2 separate regions of the Homo sapiens genome follow, and region 2 is linked to region 1. The links are chromatin loops, found by intact Hi-C in ENCODE. Cell type or tissue: dorsolateral prefrontal cortex. All regions are shown on one strand. Each heading gives the region's core, and the rest is flanking DNA. Links, peaks and the distances in the headings are about the cores only.

What was found. A loop is a pair of places that touch in the nucleus more often than their neighbours do. Peaks named below come from ENCODE experiments on the same cell type or tissue, not always from the same donor. Only the 100,000 strongest peaks of a DNase experiment are listed, where the experiment ranks them.
Region 2: a loop joins it to region 1, with 3 times the contacts of the local background. A loop is called at or near these places in 8 of 110 quality-filtered maps.

The regions. Positions count from the first base shown.
Region 1 is chr6:90,492,711-90,503,651 of GRCh38, forward strand. LOC124901362 (a long non-coding RNA gene) reads right to left here and starts at 8,570. Exons shown (of 2, transcript XR_007059678.1): 1 at 5,363-8,570; 2 at 1,039-4,336. RefSeq lists enhancers at 1,642-2,301, 2,329-2,885, 2,886-3,442, 3,920-4,214. In dorsolateral prefrontal cortex, for the core only: no CTCF peak of the experiment used is centred there; no DNase peak of the experiment used is centred there.
Region 2 is chr6:90,568,710-90,579,650 of GRCh38, forward strand. It overlaps MAP3K7 (mitogen-activated protein kinase kinase kinase 7), which reads right to left. Exons shown (of 17, transcript NM_145331.3): 2 at 2,988-3,098. Among named protein-coding and RNA genes, the nearest start is that of MAP3K7, 13 kb to the right of the region's middle. In dorsolateral prefrontal cortex, for the core only: a CTCF peak has its summit at 6,024 (motif pointing left); no DNase peak of the experiment used is centred there; H3K27ac peaks cover 266 bases.

The sequences.
Region 1 (10,941 bases), core at 973-8,972:
TGCCCAATATCATATAGCTAGTATCTGTTCCTCCATTCACATTAATTAATCATTCATTCATTCAACAAACATTGGTTGAGAATCTACTATAAGCTTTGGCAATGTTGAGAAAATTTGATAGCTGCCCTTAAAAACTCACAGCTCAATGGGGGAAGAAGTCAAGCAAACAGGTCTACTGCAGTGTGCTGTGCTGTGTGAGGGAGCTGTGCTCTGCGGCGATAACAGCTAGCAGGTCGGTCTCTCACCTGGTTGAAGAGTCCAGTCAGGCTCCTGATTAGCACAGTGGCCCCTATCGGTCTCTGTTGCACCTCGTCCCTCCAATCCACCCACCACCCTGCATCTGGAGTGATCTGTCTAGACTCACAGTCAAGATCTGTCTAGACTGATCTGTCGCATTCACTCATTTTTCATTCAGCTAACAAATATTTTTGAGTATCTACTTTGTTAGCCCTTGGAGACACAATGGTGAGTAAACCAGACTTGGCTGGGACCTTCACAGAGCTTGCAAGGCAGGTAAGAAACAGAAACAGGGAGATGCATAGAATCATTAAAAAAAGAAAAAAAAAAGTTGGAAGGCATATAGCCACTGTGGAAGACAGTTTGGAGGTTTCTCAAAATGTTAAGCATAGCGTTACTAAATGACCAGCAATTCTACTCTTAGGTATATACTCAGAAGAATTGGAAACAGGTACTCAAACACATATATCTACAACACATGAAGGTTCATAGCAGCACTAGTCACAATAGCCAAAAGGAGGAAAGAATCCAGATGTCCATCAAGGATGAATGCATAAGCAAAATGTGGTCTATTCTTACAATGAATGTTACTGAGTCATAGGAAGGAAGGAAGTACTGATACAGGCTAAACAGAGACGAACTTCAAAAATATTATGCTAAGTGAAATAAGCTAGACACAGAAGGTTACATAAGATAGGATTCCTTTTAAATAAAATATCTAGAACAGGTAAAGCCATAGAGACAGAAAGTAGATTGGTGGTTTCCAGGGGTTGGGGGCAGGAGGAAATAAGGAATGACTGCTTAATGGGTATATGGTTTTATTTTGGTGTGATGAAAACATTCTCGAACTAAATAGAAATGGTAGTTGTACAACAATCTGAGTGTACTAAATGCCACCCTGAATTATGTACTTTAAAATGGTTAATTTTCTGTTATGTGAATTTCATCTCAATTAAAAAAAAATGTATAACAAGGGGCTTAAATTAGATTGGGGATCAAGGATGGTTTTGAGCTGAGACCTAAAGACTGAGCAAGAGCTAGCTAGGAGAAGGATGTAGAGAAGAACATGTCCCTGGCAAGAGGAAGAGGGTATGGGGTGGAACTGAAGGGGAGGCAGGGGCCAGATGTGGTACAGCTTTGTAGGCCATGCAACATGTCCCCAGTCTTACCCCAAATGCCTTGGGAAATACCATGACAGAACAGTCTATCTGTTCTCAAGTTCATTCTTCCTGCTCTGTGGAAATGGCCCGCAGGGGCACAATCACAGCAGCTACAGGGAAGGACAATGGTGACCAAGGCTCCCTGGGGCTGTCAATTTAGTCCATATCCCTACAGGGGACACACAAGGCTCCACGACCTAGTCCCTCCCCAGGTCCCCTGGCTCGTCTCTCCCTCTGCCCACCTCACACTCTCTGCTGTAGCCGTAGAAAGTTCAAGAGGTGAGCTCTTTTTCTTCAGGCCTTGGAACAATCTGCTCCTCCTTGGGAATGTTTCCCCATATTTGCCTGGCCAAGTTTTCTCCAATCTTCAGCATTCTGCTAAGGCATCGCTTTCTTCCAGATGTTGTCCTGGCTCCAGGCTCTAATACTGCCTGACTTTGAAGCACCTTCCAGCACTTTGAGCCTAACTCTATCACAGTGCATATCACAGTGGGTGGCCACAGCTTGCTTTATCCCCCTGAATTTTTTCCATTCAGTAACGAATTCCTTAGGGCAGAAACTCATTTGTTCTGGTGTCACTAGTACATGCGCCTGAGTAAATTAATGAATTCTTTCAAGAGAAATGAATTAGAATGCAAGTGGTGCTCCTCAATTTTCCCTTGAGTTCTTGTTTAACCCCCTCTCTTTTTTTTCCTGAGGATGTTCGTTTCCATCTCCCAGAGATACTGCCCCTTATTGAAGTGCTTGCCTCTTCCCACTTTTCAGAATATCTCCATCCTTATAAAATTTGAATTATGTTTTAGTTCTCCAAACTTTTCAGTGGTGAACAAGCCTCTCACCATTACTTTCCTTTGTAAAGAGAACACATTGGAAAACGTTGAAATGCTTTTTAGTAGAAAATTTTCCCTCATTTTTCGTGATCACATTTCCAGTTCTTTAATCTGAAAACTGTCAGTTTATAACTGATTTCTTAATCAAGATATTATAATTCTAATGAACATCTCATGCTCAGATTATAAGTGCTGGCCAATGTTTTTACTCTTTTGGGGAAAAAAAATTCAGAAAAAAAATTCATTTCAATGTTTTTCAGGACCTTTACATTTTCTCAAAACATTCACCTATTATCTCCCCTGGAGTGGTGTTCAGACCTCAGCATAATGTTGAGTCCAGAGCTAAACTGCCCACATTGATCCCACCTCTGCCACTCACTAGCTAAGTAACATTAGGCAAACTGTTTCACCTCCCCATGGCTTTGTGTGGTAGGGAGCAAACATAGTATTTTGCTCACCCATCAGGTGCACAGCTGAGACGCCTATAACAAAAGATAGATTAACAAGAGAAAAGGCCAGGAACGGTGGCTCAAGCCTGTAATTCCAGCACTTTGGGAGGCTGAGGCGGTCGGATTGCTTGAGCTCAGGAGTTGCAGACCAGCCTGGGCAATGTGGTGAAACCCCAGCCCTACAAAAAATACAAAAAATTAGCCAAGTGTGGTGGCACACGCCTGTGGTCCCAGCTGCTAGAGAGGCTGAGGTGGGAGGATCGCTTGAGCCCAGGAGGTCAAGGCTGCAGCGAGCTGAGATTGCGCCACTGCACTCCAGCCCGGGCAACAGAGTGAGACCCAGTCTAAAAACAAATGAACATAAACAATAGAAAAGCATACAAACTTGTTTAATATAAGTTTTATGTGGCAAGGGAGCTTTCAGAAATGAAGACTTCAAGAAACAGGGAAATATGGGTGTAGTAGTCTTCCCTAATCCATGGTTTCAGTCACCCGAGGTCAACCATGGCCTGAAGGTATTAAGTGGAAAATTTCTGGAATCAGAAATAAGCAATTCATGTTTTAAACTCTGCACTCTTCTGAGTTTCACCTAGGATGTGAAACATCCCTTTGTCCAATGTATTCACCTCATCACAAGGAGAAGGTGAGTATATTAAAATGTTTTGAGAGACTACCTTCCCATAACTTTTATTAGTTATATTTTTCTTATTCTTCTATATTATTATCAGTTATTGCTGTTAATCTCTTACTGTGCCTAATTTATACATTTAACTTGTCATAGGTATGTATGTACAGAAAAAACCCCAGTGTATATACAGTTCAGTATTATCCATGGTTTCAAGCATCCACTAGGGATGTTGGAATGTATCTCCATGAGTAAGAGGGGGCTCTGTATTTTTATGGATAGTTGTACGGAAGTATGTCTGGAGGACAAAAGGCTACGGTCTAATGGTAATAGACTGCGGGAGTGGGGGGTGGAATTTAGCAAGGCCTGTTTGTTCAGTCTTCTCTTGTCTTCTTTCCTTTCTTCCGGGTATAGGGAGGGCCCTTCTGAAATGAGAGTTTTACGACCGATTTTCAGGGGAAGGTCAGTGAGGTTTAATGGCCCATTTCAGGGGAAAGAGGGTGAGGGAAGATCAGAGCGTGACCTTCTGTTTTTACGGTTTTCTCAATTTCCTTCAAGTCTAAAATATATAGTATGACAAGATGACGTATTCTGGGGTAGCGTGTTCTGAACTCCGTCAGTATCCTCATTTGTAAACTGGGGATAATAATGTTACCTAACTCAGAAAGATCTTGTGATCACGAAGTTCATACTTGTAATACACTCAGAACAGTGGCTGGTAATTGCATCAGCAAGAAATCCCATCTGAGGAAGGGGAAACAACAGGAGCTGTGCAGCTGCGGCTGCTGGGACCTCCTGTCTGCACAACCCCACCTACTCCTTTGTCTGCTGAGTGAAGACAGGTCAGTCGACCTCGGGCCCAGGAAGACTGCTGCTGTCAGGGGAGCACACTCCAGTCACCCACAGGAGCAAAACACATCCTTCTGGAGCCACAATAGCCTTGGGAACCTTGGTCCGGTTATCATAGCCATGATGTTGGTCGAACAGATAAAAATATTCTCTTGAATCCCTAGCCTGTTTGAAAAAAATCACCACCTATCAAAAGAAAGGAAAAAAGAACATTCCCTGACATTATAGCTTAAACTTAATTTTCATATCAATTAAGCCTTTAATTGATATAAAAGAATCTGGGACAGTATTAGGAATAATTAGGAATGGAAAGTATTTTTTGGGGGGATGATTTTTTTTTCTTCAAGCAAAACCTACATGATAGAGACATTTTTTATTCTATCCACTTTTGGATTAACCTTCAGTTTATTGAGCAATTATACTCTGCTCACCTGAAAAAGTAGAAGTAGTTATAACTTAAATATAATGGGTAATAGAATGAGGGATTTAATCAGACTAGAAGCCATGTAAGTGATAAAGTCATTTGGCCTAGATGCCATCTGCTGGGTACTACGATGTTACTCAGGGGGCAAGACATGGAGCCAGGCACCTCTCTGGGGTTAAACAAGGGTTGGGGAAGGAAAGGTCAGCAAACTCAGCTGAAGGTCAGGATAGAAGTTTATCCAGGCAGGAGGACTCTAGTGTCCAGAGAGCAAGGTGCTCAGTAGAAGGTAATGGTGTGATCATTCAGGCAAGCAGCTGACCTTGGAAAGGTCCACCAGAGGGTGACAGAGTCTCATGAGCTGCTGGATGGGACATCTGGGAACAGACCATATTTGTCCAGACAAGCATGGAATTGCCCAGCCCAAGAAGGATGGGTGAGCTGCTAAGAGGGTCCTTACCAATAGAATGGGGTGTATAAAATTCCAGATTCCATGAGGGGCATTGGTGGGTTTAGGGCCAGCAAGGGCAAGATCAAGGCAGGACTCCAACCTTAAAGGGAAGTAGTCATCCTATGAGGGTACAAGCTCAGAGTCAGAGGAGCAGTACAGAGAAGCTGATGGTAAGTCCCTGCATGGCCCACATCCCCCATCTGTGGATAGGACTGAGCCAAGCACATGAACAATCACGGCAGGGACATGGTGGTATAGGAAGGGCTCTCCTTGACTCCTGGCATCAGTTAGGCATACTTTCAGCTACTAGTGGCTGAAAACCTGAGTTGCTGTAGCTTACCGCAAAGGGACATTTATTGCTTCCTTAAGAAGTTAGATGTGTGATCTCAGGATTGCTGGTGCAGCTCATCGAGGTCATTCCCATTCTCCACTCCTTCAGCCGCATTTGGGCTCTTTGTCACCTTCATACATGATAGTTGCAGACATTAGGTCCTCACAGCACATCCTAAAAAGGAAGGACAGGTGGGAGCAAGAGCTTGCTTCCTCCCAAGCCTCTGCCTGATTGTTTGGAAAAAGAAGGCTCCATCAGAAGCCTCCCAGCAGCCTGCCCCACAAGTACTCATTGGCCAAATGTGGGTCACTCAGCTACTCTGATTTGCAACAGGAGCCGGAAGTGCAAATCTTGTGTTTCTAGCCTCTACAGAGTGAGGTAGGCAAGGGGTAAGGGTGAGAGAGATGGTGGTAGCCAATAATCTTTCTTCTCCTTTTCCCTTTAATTTGAGCAGCACTCTAGATTCTCCTTCCTGTTTCCTTGTCAGAAGTACATAGAATTGCTTTGGATACTTTAGGGAAATAATGGTGTTGATTTTCTTATAGGTTTACAGCTCATTCCTCCCTCTGAGATTGACCAACCATGATTCTTCATGGCCAGATGTTGGAGCATATGAGACCTGCCACCACACCTTGTGGCCCACGGCAGCACAAGACAGCATTCCTCTACACTCTCTGTTGTGGAAAATGGCCAAGTCCTCATAGTCCAAAGAGAGTCGATTTCAGGCCACTGAGTTCTTCACTTGTACCTTCTCCCTCCTGTCATCCCAATCCATGTCCTTGTACAGAAAAAGCCCAAGGATTTTTTTTTAAAGGCAAGTATATAACAATAAGGCAAGAATTTCCTTAACTGGTAATAGGATGGACATTTAAATGCTGAAAAGACCAGTCCCTGAAGCCTAAAATGGTACCAAAAACAGCTGAGCAAGAAGGCAGGGATTGCAGAACTTGGGTGCATCTTGGGGGAAAGAAATAAAGGGGCCACAGGGCAGCTGGTGTAGAATAAAGATACTTTCAGACATATAATGAATTTAAAAATTTACCTCACTTGTGCCCTTTCTGATGAAGCCACTGGGCAAAATCAGTGAATGAAGGAGTAAGCCATGAAAAAGAAAGACATGAAATCCAGGAAATAGGGATCCATCCCAGGAAAACAGCAAAAGGAAGTCACAAGATGATAGCTCAGCACCGGCCTAGAGAGAGTTTGTATTGGAGATGGAGGAATTGCATGGGGCAGCTGCAGAAAGATGTCTTTGCAGGAGAAATGGATCTGAGAGGTCTGGTGTTTGAGCAGTCTGGTGTTGAAAAATTATTGATAGGTGTGGGTGACACATGCGTTGAAGCACTTATTTAAAAAGGTGATAAATCTATAGGCAAATGAAAAAGGTACTAGGAGAAAACAAATAATTTTAAGAGAAAGGCAATATAATTATTTTCTTATTCCATTCAGGCTTTTACAAAAAAATACCATAGATCAGGTGGCTTATAAATAACAGAAATTTATTTCACACAGTTCTGGCAGACTTGGCTTCTGGTGAGGACATGCTTCCTGGTTCATAGTTGCCATCTTCTCACTGTGTCCTCACATGGTACAAGGGTGAGGGAGTTCTCCAGGGTCTCTTTTTTATAAGGGAACCAATCCCATTCACCAGGGCTCCACATTCATAAACTAATCAACCTCCCAAAGGTCCTGCCTTCAAATGGCATCACCTTGGGGATTGAGATTTCAATATATAAATATTGGGGGGACAGAAACATTCAGACCATTGCAATCACAGTAATACATTACTTGAATCAGCAGTAAACATAATTTATATAGTCATAAGCTCGATATTATAAAATAATAATGCAATATTTACTGTGATCGACTCTAACATTGTGATCCAGTTCTATAGGGATAAAAGGGTAGAGGAGATGGCAGAGGTGTGCGTTAACCAGCTAAATCCTCCATTACTATCGTGTTAGTCAAAAATTTGGTGTGCAAAAGTGATACATCAGGAAATAGCAGTATAAGCATGTTATTTACAAATATGGGGTAAATAGAAGAAATGGTTTGAGAAATGGTTTAGTCAAAATATTGGTGTGCAAAATTGATAAATGAGGAAACAGCAGTATAAGCATGTTATTTACACATATGGGTAAACAGAAGAAATGGTTTCAGAGCAGGAGGTTGGACAGCAGCTGCTCATTTTGTAAAAAAAATTGATTAAAAAACTATGTGCATGAATTATCTTAAAAATTAAAATTCATCATTAAAAGACATTTAAAAAGTAAGGCAAATTGTTAGTTTACTAAGTTGTATTCTGCTTCTTGGTTTGAGGCTTCTCCAAACCTGTGGCCAGGCCACCATGCATGTGCCATAAAATCATGACCCTTAATGAGCTGACCCAGCAGGCAGAGGTGGAAGAACTTGTCAGCATTTCTGGGCTTGTTTTGCCCTTGTGTTAAACAGAGCCAAGTTCTGAGGAGTTTTAATTAAGCTCACATTGGGAATGAAGGTGGAGCGGGGGGACTGGGAGAAAAGATGGAAACCCCATTCCTTGTTACAGCATGCCTTGTCATGCATTATTGCTTACGTGGCAATGATCCGCCCTACTCGGCTATCACAGGGGAAATTACCATATGGAAATACGAAACTCGGGATTACAAAAGGTCCTTGAATGTTCAAAGTGATTAGTGTTCAACTTAATCTTCAGGGATTAGTATTTATGCCACGTTAATAACTGAAGGGATATTCTGTAAATGACTCATTTAGTCGTAGCGTACATTTATGGTTTTACATAAATAATCCTACAATTTATGGTGGTTACAGCATTAAGTTCAATTTTTACTTATGTTTAGAAGCAGCTGTTTTTCTCAGTGTCCCTCAGGTTTATACGACAAGACTTACAATGGGTCATATGTTGTATCTGGGAATGCTACCCTGCCATTTTATCCGAGAGACTTGCCAGTGAGCTGGTATTGCCAACACATCCCTTTACAGAGTAGCAGTAACTTGGCACAAGGACTCTTCCTGCTGTCCTAGAGATCTTCCACTGGGAACCTGACCCTTACCTTTGTTCCCAGGATATTTACTGATTCTTAAATCAAGGTAATGTTTTCAAGATGACTGTGAAGAATTTATGTTAATACTGTTGTAAATGTGAGAAGATTTAGAATCTTTTCTAAAAGGAGGAATAAACAAATTCACATTAATTCTATTTTTCTCCCAACTTTTTTTTTTTTTTTTTTTTGAGAAGGCGTCTTGCTCTGTCGCCCAGGCTGGAGTGCAGTGGCATGCGTGATCTCCGCTCACTGCAAGCTCTGCCTCCCGGGTTCATGCCATTCTCCCGCCTCAGCCTCCCACGTAGCTGGGACTACAGGTGCCCGCCACCATGCCTGGCTAATTTTTTGTATTTTTTTAGTAGAGACAGGGTTTCACTGTGTTAGCCAGGATGGTCTCGATCTCCTGACCTCGTGATCTGCCCACCTCGGCCTCCCAAAGTGCTGGGATTACAGGCGTGAGCCACCATGCCTGGCCTCTCCCACCATTTGATACATTTTTATCATTAACACCTGAAGTATGTGTAACAGAGGAAATGAATTATCCCTAGTGGAGAATGGAGATGATAACATTAACAATACTGAAAGATTACAGGCATTTGGAATTGGATCTGGGCTGTTCCTCTGCGTATACATATGTAAATCACATTTACATATATGTGTGTGTATATGTGTATATAGACACATAAAAGGATCACTAAAAATGTTATTCATAAAAGCAATTAAAGGGAGCATATCCACATGTTCTCAAAATCAGCTTAAAAGAGGGACAGTCTTGTGAGATGAAAGGTCACATTTTAGTGGTTAATAAAATGCCCCACTCCTAACTGCCAGCAGTATAAGAGAATTTGGAACAAAGGTGGTAAAGGAGATCTTTTAAGTAATAAATATTTAATTAGTGGTCCCATTTGGCTTTTTGAAAGTATAAAATAATGACCGGGCATGGTGGCTCAAGCCTGTAATCCCAGCTCTTTGGGTGGCCAAGGTGGAGGATTACTTGAGCCCAGAAGTTTGAGATCAGCCTGGGCAACATAGGGAAACTCTGTTTTTACAAAAAATTGAAAAATTAGCTGGGTGTGGTGGCATGTGCCTGTAGTCCCAGCTATGTGGGAGGCTGAGGTGGAAGGATCACTTGAGTCCAGGAGGCTGAGGCTGCAGTGAGCCGTGATTATACCACTGCACTCCAGCCTGGGCAAGAGGGAGCCCTTGTCTCAAAAAACAAAACAAAACAAAACAAAAAATAAAAGGAAAAAAGTACAAAATAAGACATTTTTTCTCTCAAATAATCAAAGAATTGTCTCTGAGTTGGGGCAAACTTGGCTGTTTCATTTTGATGAACCTGCCTCTTGCTTATCCACGGAACAGTCTGCTACAACAGCCTGCTTGAATACTTTGCATTTCGGACCAACCACCTCCACATTTGTCATTATGACAGGTTGTTATTTACGGGGAATGGCAGGTTGTTGAAATCCTAAATGAAGCACTAAGGAATGAAGCTCTAAGGACCAATTATAGCAACAATGCTTAAACATTTCAGGCAGCAAAATTGGCTCAGCTACAAGCTTGTTTAGGCAAGAAAAAAATGCATATTTCCTATATTTTTGATTTATAGACCAACCCAAAGAGTGTGTGATTTCTGTTGATTTTAACATAAAGTCACCTAAATTAGGAGTATGCAGTTTTAACTGCAATAGTTGGCATGGCTAATATGGGAAAAAGTAGATTAACCCGATGCCTCCCAAATGTGCAAATATGCTAAGCCATGTTTAAAACTAAGGTAACTCTCTAGGGTAATTTTTCTGGTCTGCTGTGATGTCCCCAAGTGGCTGGCAAGTGTCATCTATTGGCAAGGCCTGAACAAGAGCACAGCAGGAAACTTTCCCCTTATCTGTTTGAATGAATGACTAAGCAAAGTTTAAAGGCCATTTCACTCTGCTCTTAAAGGTATGTGAGCATGAAGATGACATGCTCCTTTGGTTCCCAGTTTCAGTGTCTGATCAGTTAGGCATAAAGGTGCTTTTGTCTACACAGGTTTCATGTGTGTGTTCTGTTGATGAGTCTGTTGACAACTCCATAAACTAAGTGTCTCCAAGGCAGGCAGAGATTGAGATTTGTTTCTCAGAGATTAATGAATGTGCCTCCATTTCTTTCCCTCAAAAGAGACAATACCACTTCCTGTAGCTTTCCTTGCGTGCTTCAGATTGAAAACCTTATTGGGCTGCAGAAAGATTTATGATTCACGTATATGTCGGTGGCTATTACTGTAGAATAATCTGGAAAACTGCTAGTCACAATTTGTTCCCTCTCAATGGTTACCGACTGATTCATTATGCTGGGCTCTTGTGTCTTCTCTCCTTCCTTCACATCTCTCCTCAAAATGTTAGATTCTTTGCCACACTATTTACAGACTGTGGTAAATATAGCAGGTTGATATCAGGGTCACTTGTATTATATATGCTATAATGCCTACACCATGTATTTTTATGTCAAGTGATTAAGAAATGTATAAGAAAAATGGTAATAAGCTCTCCATCACCATCCACCCTT
Region 2 (10,941 bases), core at 1,484-9,483, 77 kb after region 1:
AAACATTTGTTTAAATCATTCAACAATCACTATTTACTATGTAACAGGCATTGCAATCATAGTCACTGAAAATACCAAGTGACTGCCCAGAATGGCACAGAATCCCTGTTCTCCAGCTCATACAGTTTAGCTGGAGAGATAGACATCTAAACAAATAATTAAATCAATGTGCAAAGTGCTATAACAGGAGTTATGAACAAGGCACGATGAGTATATAGAATAAGAAGAGATGAACTCTGCCAAGAAATGTTAGGATATGATCCCAGAGATGGTACTGAGCTGCATTATCCAAACCAGACGTCATGCTATCATTGTTATCATCTTCATAGCTATAGTTGAACAGTCTAGCTACTCTGCGTGGGGCCCTAATGTGCACTTTATAGATATTGTATAATTATCACAACTCCGCAAGGTAGGTATTATCATTTCCATTTTAAAGATGAGATTTTAACCTCAAGTCTCAGAGAGGGTTGAATGACCTGTTCTATAGCTAAGAAGTGGGGTGTGAACTTTAGTCTATCTGACTTAAAATGTGCACTCCCTCTGTATACTTGCCTCCATTCCATTTCTCATTTCTTGAATTAATTCTCTCCTCTCCATTCCCACTGCCATTGCCTTAGTAATCCCAACCTGAACTGCTGCAGTGATCATTATAGCCTACTAGCTGGTTTCCCTCTTTCAGTTTTAATCATCCCTGATCCAATGATCCATACAGAGGTCAATGAGGGGTTTGGCTATACTCACTTCTCTTATTCTAGATCTCAAACTTCTTTCTTTCTTTCTTTCTTTTGAGACAGGTTTTGCTCTGTTACCCATGCTGCAGTGCAGTGGTACAATCTTGGGTCACTGCAACCTCTGCCTCCTGGACTCATGCAATCCTACCTCAGCCTCTGGAGTAGCTGGGACTACAGGTGCACAGCCACCATGCCTGGTTAATTTTTGTATTTTTTGTAGAGATGGGGTTTTGCCATGTTGTCCAGACTGATCTCAAACTCCTGGGCTCAAGCAACCCATCTGCCATTCCCAAAGTTCTGGGATTACAGATGTGAACCATCATGTCTGTCTTCAAACTTCTTTCTATTAATGCATCCCGCTCCACAGCAAACTGCTTCTTGCTCATTCTTTTCTCCCTTCTCCTCTCTTTTCTGCCCTTTTTCCACTCTTCTTCCTCTTCTCTATTACATACATTATGCTGCTGGCTCATATTCAGTACACTAATGTCTCTAAACCTTCATACTGTATGCTAATAAAAAGCTCTATCTATCTAGAGCCAACATGTGTGGATTTTTCGTCCAATAGAATTAGTATCACTATTTATTATATTTATTTACTATATGAAAATATATTTACTATATTTCATCTTGCTAAGGTTCAGCACTGAGATTCAGATAGCAGATTATACAAGCATTTTTTCCTCCTCTCTCCCTAATTCCCACTAAGATGGTAAAGATTTGAAAAATTTTAAGGCATAACCTCAGAAGGATGAAGAGAATGCAAAGTGCACAAACAGCATACATTTTTGGAAGCTGGAAAGCAAATGACTAGCAATAACTGATAGAGCAGACCTAGAAGAGCTGCATCATAAACTGGCAATGAGAAAAATGGAGAAACAACCAGATTTATCTCACAAAGCTTCCAAAAGGTTGGGGAGTGGCAGCAGAATGAGGTACCTATGCAAATGAGCTAATCAAAGGATAGGGCAGGGGACAGTGTAAAAGACTCAAAGATTCCTTCCTTGACTTCAAACAGCTCAATGACTATCTCTTATCATCCCAGCAGAAGACTAGAGGTTGATTCTTTAGAGAAGGGGTAATAAACAGCATCTGGACTGGGGACACCAAACATGAAGGAATGAGCTCAAAGTAGTTGTCTTTGGGAAGCAGAAAATTAGATTGGAGGAGGTACAGGAGACTGAAGTCTTTTTTACTAAGAATTTTTGGAGAACCATTTGATTTTTTACATTACATGCACATCTCATCTGGATTTAAAAAATTTTCTTCACGCTATTACGATCTTTTTGACTTGTGATTCCTAATGTTTAACACATATGCTATTTCACCCAGCTTTGTGAAACTGCTAATGTAACAGGAAATGATCAATAGCTTTATCTAAACTGTAATAAAAATATTGCATAAAACAAAGCTGAGGCTAGACTCCTAGAACATATTACTAGAAATCATCTTTCTTCATGCTGACATCAAATCACTTATCAGCATTTCTCAACTCATTCAGCCACTTACAAATCACTTTCTCATATCACAATTAAGTCCTCATTTTTCCATGTTATACATTAAAAATATGAAGTATATTTTGAAATTATGATTAAATGAAAAAACAGAGATATAAATTCAGAAGGCTTATAAGGTACAGGCCACTTATCCATTGGCCAATGAGGTTTAATAGTGATAAAAACATTGATTTAACTAAATAATGTGATCCAAAATACAAAATAACAAAGTTAGTAAAGGATAAATTTGATAATATGCTAATTTCATGATTATTGGATTTTCTTTCATCATTCAATCTAATCTATTTCTAAAAGAATAGGTGCAAATTTTCATGCTAAATGAGAAAAATCAAATTTGAAATAATTTTTCTTTAAAATAATCTGAGTTTCTAAAAACATTCCATTTAAAGTAAGTGTATAAAATTTCTTAATTTTAGATAATGGGAAAGCATACCATTTCTTTTCTATTTTAAAATTAAAATATTACGCCTTGAAATAGATCTGAATTCCATGGATGAAACTGTTTTAATTCAGGGGTGAATTCATTTATGTAGTTAAGTCGCTTTTCCCCTAATTTTTAATCAGAATTAAGAGTATGAACGAGAAAATGTTCCTATGGCAGTACCTTTGATTAAACCGAATTGCTGATGTTCATGTATACAAAGAAATGACATCTGAGAAACCAATCTTTTTCATAATATTAAATTCACAGAGTATCTTAAGTGCAGAACTACACAAAAGAAATGAAATCTCAACTTACCTCTACAATAAACGCTTTCCTCTCAGATTCACTTTCTATTTGTTTAATAGCAACATCTTTTGCTCTCCACTTAGCTTTGCAAACAACTCCAAAGGCTCCTCTTCCAACAACCTGAGTTAAACAAACAAACAAAAAACAAACAAAAAACACCACAAGAATCGGAATCAAATAGATCAGCCCAATATAAAAAACTAAAGTCAATCTTTAAGACTTTAAATTAAAAAAAAAAAAAACATGGAAATCAACAGTATCTGGATTTGCCACTGAACAAGTATGAATTTTTGTTAAAGTGAGAAGATAATTAAATGCATGCTTGTCTCTATCTTTGAAAGTTTATGATCTGTACACCCTTTCATTCTCAAGTAAAACCAAAAAAGACACATGGAGGAACAAAGTAAAGTGATTTGTTAAATGGAGAAAAAAAAACTAAAACAGACAAGATGAATGAGAAGACAGAAGATGATATGGAAAAACAAAAAGCAGGAACATATAATAAATATTTTCAGCTATCATATTTAAGAAATTAAAAATAGCCTTTGAATAATTCAACAGGGATAGGGAATGGAGGAGAAACGATATAAATATAGATGTTAAAAGACCGGCTATGAAGGACAGACAAAATATAGTATTATTTATTCCATGGAATTTTATTCCGCAAGAAAAACTATTGATATATGTTACTTACGATATGAACTCCAAAAACATTATGCTAAGTCAAAGAAGTCAGACACCAGAGACCACATATTGTATGATTCCATTTATACAAAATGTTCAGAAAAGGCAAATCTATAGATAGATACCTGGGTCCGAGGGTGAAAATTAGAATTAACAGTAAATGAGTAGCTGGTATCCTGACAAAGTGATGAAATTATTAAAAAAAAAAAACCAAAAACCTAATTTATGGTGGTGGCTGACAACCTGGTAAATTTGCAAAACCCACCAAATTGTACACTTCAAATGGGTGAATTTTATGATGTGTAAAATAGATCTCATTACAGTTATTTTTCAAAAGTCATAAAAATAAAGATCAGACATGTATCATACTATTGTTGAAGCCAACTGATGAATACTGCATGGGTTCATTGCTCTCTCATGGAGTCCTATTTTTACAAATATTTGACATTTTTCATAATATAAAAAAAGAAAACAAAAATAGCTTTTGATACTTGTTAGAATAAAATCATTAGATTTTATCATTGTGAAAGGACCTTAGTTAAGCACCACCTACTCCAATCTCTCAGCTTCCAATGAACCTAAGCACTTTGTATCAAGGCCTTTTTCTTTAGCAAAAAATCTGCATCTCTTAACCATATTTATATGTACTTTCTATGCAGCAGGCACTTAACTAATGCTTTATATACATTACCTCATTTACACAGGCCTAGAGGAAGGTACTAATGCTGTCCTCATTTTACAGTTGAAGTGCCTAGCTTTAAAGAAGTAAAACTTGCCCAAGGCTATATAGCTAGCAAGTGTTAAAGTGCAGTCTGATGCCAGGTAGTCTAACACGGGAATGTTACCAGTCCTAATTTGTAACATATATAAAGCCCCATGTCGGGAAGTAGAAGTTAGTATCTTCCCTTGGAGGAACTTTTACTTTAGACTTACATGAACAAATTCCTGGCACAAAACTCTTCTATAACAAAGTTGACTATAACTAGGTTGATCAAATGAGTTATTATCTAACTGAGGGCACTTTGGAGATCAAAAAAAGGGCATTAATAATAATAATATTAGGACACTAGTTGTAAACTGCGATGTGTATGACCACTCTAGCCATAGCTTAAATTCCACTTCATGTATCAATAAGGCAGAATGAACATTTACCATGTTGTTCAATGTCTAAAGCTACTCAAATGGTTAACATTTATTGAATGTTTACTATGTGCCAGGTACTATTCTATGTGCTTCTCATACATTAACACATTTAATCCTCTTCCATTTAAAAGGGAGGCAAATGGAGTCACATGGTTGTAACTTGCCCAAGATTGGATGGTCAGAAAATATTCAGAGAAGCCAGAATTTGAAGCCTAGAGCACCTAATGATGAACATACTCTATATTCAGCTTCTGTTCATCAGTGGCTTAAAGGAAATGGGGCTGCCTCTAGGCAAAATTTCAAAGTAGGCCAACTTCTCTGGTAGCTAGTCTTTGTTTTGTTGACTTCCCATTTCACTCGTCCTAGCCCTGGGCACTCAGTGTTCTGTGGTTTAGGTTCTTGTTCTCCTTCACAATTCTCATCAGACATTTGTACTTGCCATTCAGTTACTTTATTGTGAATAGAGGGTACTGGCTACCTGGTACCATTAGAATAAATGAAAGAGCACACCCAGGCTCTGAAATCCAACAGACTTGAGTTTGAATGTAGGGCTCTGTCTACCTATTATCTCTTAATGGTGGACAAGTTTGAGTTTCTGTTTTCTCAGCAGTAAAATAGAAGTGCTGACATTTTCCTTCATGAATATCTACAGGATTCGTAAGTTAAAACCAGGTATTTCCTCAAATACTACAAAGAACAGTAAGTGCTTGGAATTGGGTATGAATCAGTGTAAAGGGCTGTAGTACTCATTTCTTTTCTTTCTTTTTTCTTTTGGGTAGAGATGGGATCCCACTATGTTGCCCAGGTTGGTCCTGAATCCCTGAACTCAAGTAATCGCCCTGCCTCAGCCTCCCAAAGTGCTGGGATTACAGGTGTGAGCCACTGCACCTGACCTGTAGTACTCACTTCTCTTGCAATTAACTAAGATGAATAGCAAGCAGGTCCTAAAAAAATTTCAACTTTGTGGCAACATTAGTTTAAGAACACAGGCATGGAGACCAGACTTTACCTATTGATATTACTATTAAATACGAAATGATTATGAAGTAATTTATTCTTCAACCATGTATTTATAAATACATCACAGCAACTGGTACTTACTAGGAATCCCCTTCTTTCATTTCTTCCATTTTGAGGAACGTCCATGCAGGGATTCCAAACATTATCTATATTTGTGAATCACATGTTTGTCATAAAAATTCATTTGACTATTTGTAATTCACAAGTGCCACCTAGTGATGAGAGTAGAGCTGATTCTGAGCTTTCAACTTAAAGCCATGGGAACAAAATGTGGTCAAATGAGGACATGAAAAACTTTCTCCTTTTTGCTCAAGAAAGCAATTTTCTAGAACACCCTGAAATACAAAACAGGCACATTCCTGTAAGATGAGCCCATGGGCTTAAGAAGCCTCCATTCTTATTAGGGCCACGAGATATTTCACATGCACAGTGAAATGACAGGATCTAAAGTTATAATAAAGAAAGGTGAAGATGTCCAAGGTTGTACTGACCTGAAATACAGGATAGAAATAATAACTGCTGTGAATTCAAAGGAGTGAGATTATAAGCACAGTCAATACTTAAAGAATTAAGTTTGTGTGTATCAAAAATGACTTCCCATTTTTAAAAATAGCATAAAGGTAGATACACTGGGGATGAGAAGAAAAAATATATATAAAGAATGGACCCCTGCCTTCATGGAATGAAAGTGCGGTAGAGAAGAAATTTAAGACTAAATAATAGTACTTAAAAACTTTTAAACACTTACCAGCTGAAGAGAGCCAAAGGTAAGGGCTAATGATGAAGGCTAATAAACTCCTCCCTCCCCCTTTTCAGGATAGGGTTAGGGTAGGGATTCAACAGCAAAAAAGACTCATACCCTTCTCTTCTCACTTAGATCCCTAAGAGCAGGCATCCTCACAGCATGTGCTCTGCAAACACCAGAAGCTTCAAAGGAGTAAGGATTGTGGCAAGGAAGACAGACCAAGGGAGGCCCTAACCCGGGTTCCCTCAGCCCCAGTAGAACACGTAAGGGATAAAGAAAAGCTCTTGTGAAGCAAAAAGCAAGCTAACTGAGAAGTAAGGAGTCTTCTGATTGCAGGAAGGAGGCTGCGGTAGGGCAGAGTGTTGGGACCTACATTAGAGGTCTGTGGGATGGTAGCTAGCTCAAATACTTAATGAAGAACACAGCTGGGTTTCAGAGGATTAATGAAAGCCAAGGGGAAGGCCTGGTCAGCAAGCAGGGAGAACTGGGTTAGGTCTTCTGCCTTCAAAGGATGCAAGTGAGGCTTGATGTTGAAAGAATAATGAACTTCGTTTGTTTACTCCTTAAACCAATATTTCTTTAGTGTGTACTACATCCAGCTACTGTTTGGGACATCAGAAATACAGAAAGAAATAAGACAAAGGCTCTGATCTACACAAATGTACTTTCTAGCGTATGTGAAGGGAGGGGAGGAGAAAAGAAAATCGATATACAAACAAAAGATGAGTAAGAAAAAAATCAGACTTTAAAAAAATGCCACATAGAACAACGACAACAACAAAAAATAGGATGCTATGACCAAGAGACTAGTGGCAGCTCCAGGCTGGGCAGTTTGAAAAGGCCATATAAAGAGGTTACGAATCTGACATTTGGATGACACAAGGCACCAATCCCAGCACTTTGGGAGGCTGAGGCAGGCGGATCACGAGGTCAGGAGATTGAGACCATCCTGGCTAACACGGTGAAACCCCATCTCTACTAAAAATACAAAAAATTAACGGGGCGTGGTGGCAGGCACCTGTAATCCCAGCTACTGGGGAGGCTGAGGCAGGAGAATGGCGTGAACCTGAGAGGCCGAGGTTGCAGTGAGCCGAGATCGCGCCACTGAACTCCAGCCTGGGCAACAGAGCTAGACTCTGTCACACACACACACACACACACACACACACACACACACACACACACACACACAGAAGAAACAACTAATATAAAGCTTTGCCCTAAGGGAAAAGAAAAACCTCACTACCTTATTTACTCCAATATGTGAGCCCAATCTAAGGGCTATGCGCTATTTTAGGCACTGATGATACAAGAGTGAACAAACCAAATCAAAATCCTTGTTCTCATTGTTTATATTCTTGTGGAAAAAGACAAATAAAAAGGAAGGGAGTTGTGTGCTAAGAAGAAAAGGAGTATAATTGTGTGTGTATACACACATGTATGCACTCTGCCTCACTCCAATTTTAGACAAGGTAATCACTCAAGGCCTCACTGAGAAAGGTGACATTTTAGTGATGATTTAGAGAAATACTTGGGAGTGTTTGGTGTGGCTGGTGTATAGTGGAGGAAGGGAAGAGTGATTGTAAGGTAAGGCTGGAGGGACAGGCAGAGGTTGGATCCTGAACGGCTCTACCTACCATAAAAAGGAGTTTGAATTTCAGTCTAAGTGCAATGTGAAGGAACTGAAAAAATTCAAGGAAGTAAGGATGGTATGTGACATTAAACAAAATCATTATAGCTCTTAAAGAAAGGATTGTAGGGAAGCTAGGATATGTAAATAGAGACCCATTAGGAAGCCATTACAGCAGTCCAAACAAGCAACAATAGCTACGAGGGCAAGGTCAATGGTAGTGCAGAAACTGGGCAGATCTGGGAAATGTTTTAGAAGTAGAGTCAATAGGGTTTGCTGATGCTCTGCATCCAGGCAGGACAGGTGTAGAGGAAAAGAGCTGAATCAAGGAAAACACCTAGACTGGACAACAGTTTACTGAGGGATAAGAATGATGCAGATTTTTTTTTAATAACTCAGAGTTTGGTTTTAGTCATATGAAGTTTAAGATGCCTACTGGATATCCAAGAGGAGATATCAAGTAAGAAGGTAGAAACGTGAGTGAGAGGATCTATGGAGAAGTCAGACAAAGAGATACAAACTTGGGAGTCATTAGCATGTAGTCAGTTTTTCTAGTCAATCAGTTGGAAGAGGTAACCAAAAATAATATGGAGATAGTGGAGTAGAGGAACTGAGCTTTGAAGCAGTTCAACATTTAGATCACAAGAGAGGAGAAGGAATGGGCAAGGAACAGGAAGGAACAGTCAATATGGTAGCAGGCAAACTAGGAGAGAGTCAGAGAAGCCAAAAGAAAAAGACGTTCCAGAAGGAAAGCAGATATAAGGACAGTGAAAGCATATGCCAGTGGCTCTAAAAGTGTGGTCTCCGGTTCAGCAGTATCAACATCACCTGGATATTTATTAGAAATATAAATTCTCAGGGTGCAACCCAGAATTATAGAGTCTGACGGTAAGGCCAAGCAATCCATGTTTTACCAAGCCCTCCAGGTAGTTTCAATGTTTGAAAATCACTGCATTCAAGGCTAATCCATTAACAACAGATAATAAGGCAAGATATTTCAGTGGAAGCCATCACACAGACCAGAGAGCTCTCCCTTGCTGTTTATATTATTTGTGGAAGCTTTCCACAGCACCCATATGTCATCTTGGGCAGGAGAAAGGGAAAAGGAAAATCCTTATGGGGGAAGACTGAATTTTGAAATAACCGAATTAATCTTGAAATTTCTGAGTACAAAGATACATAAAAGAGGTAAGTATTACATGGAAATTATCCTTGTTGTGGCAAGATTAAATGCTTTTCTCTACTGAGTTGAAAAGAGGAATGACTCATAATTAAACAGTAGTTTATAGAAAAATAGTTACATTTCTTAACTTTTAAAAACAAGTAAGAAATACCGGCAGGAGGACAGGAGTTTGTTTTGTTTTGTTTTGTTTGTTTTTTTGAGACAGGGTCTCACTCTGTTGCCCATGCTGGAGTGCAGTGGCGCGATCTCAGCTCACTGCAGCCTCTGCCTCTCTGGCTGAAGTGATTCTCCTGCCTCAGCCACCCCAAAGTAGCTGGGATTACAGGCTTGTGCCACCACACCCAGCTAATTTTTGTATTTTTAGTAGAGTCGGGGTTTTGCCATCTTGTCCAGGCTGGTCTTGAACTCCTGAGCTCAGGCGATCTGCCTGGGTTGGCCTTCCAAAGTGCTGGGATTACAGGCGTGAACCACTGCACCTGGCCAGAGACAGGAGTTTTGTGCTTTAAACAAAAAAGAGTATAAGCATATATCCATAAGAGTAGAAGATAGAATAATCAGATGATATATACAATGGATAAAGTTGTTTCCTGGTATATTTTGCTCTCCTTCCCCCCATTCTGATATTAGCTCTCTAAGGGAGAAGTCTGAATGGGAATTAGAGGTGGCAGAAGGTGCTACGTAGCATAAAAAAAGCTTCCCAGGGCATTCCAATATACTTCTCATTCCTTTCTTCAAGAAATAACATTTTAAAGAAATGCAATTTTATTATCTGTATAACGATAATGCAACCTTATATTTAACAATATATTACAACTTGTAAAGCTCTTTCTTACAAATATGATGGAGTTTGAGTGTCACCATAAACCCATGAATATATAGGATTTTTTATTCCTACCTTAGAGAGAAGAAAACCAAGGCTCCAAGAACTGAAGTTACCTATTCAAGGATCATGTAATTAGTAAATCAGAGTCAGCTTTCAGGTATGTTTCATGGTGCCAACAAAACAGAGGCCTGCCAGGATTTGGTCCAGTGCCTGGTACAGAGAAAAATGCTACTCAAAGGCAGCAAGTATGATAACTAACAACAATTAACTTTTCAAAAGATTATATTCGAATCAGATTTTAGCTGTTTAGAAGGGGGTTTTAAAAAGCCCTAATCTCCTTTAAGAAAAGAGTGAAGTTGGGTTAATAGAAGGCTTGTGTATAAAGGGCTTATGGCAGTCTCCAAAGATGGCTGTCAACAATCCCTTCTCTGCCTGTCTCTGCTTAAGAGTTCTATTTTAGCCTCCTTCACTGATTCTTCCTTCCTCTGTCCAAACCTTAGATGTTGCTACTTTCCAGGGTTCTGTCCTTGGCCCTTTTGTTTCTGAATCTGTTCTCTAATCTCATGGATTCATACTCTCAAATCTCTCCCATCCAGGTTTTTTGCCCAAGCTCAAGATATATTTAAAACTGCCTTTGAGACTAAGGGGTCCTACAGGCTTATTAAGTTCAATATGTCAAATACTGACTCCATTATCAGTCCCTCACTTGTGTATATTGTAGTTTACTTGACCTTA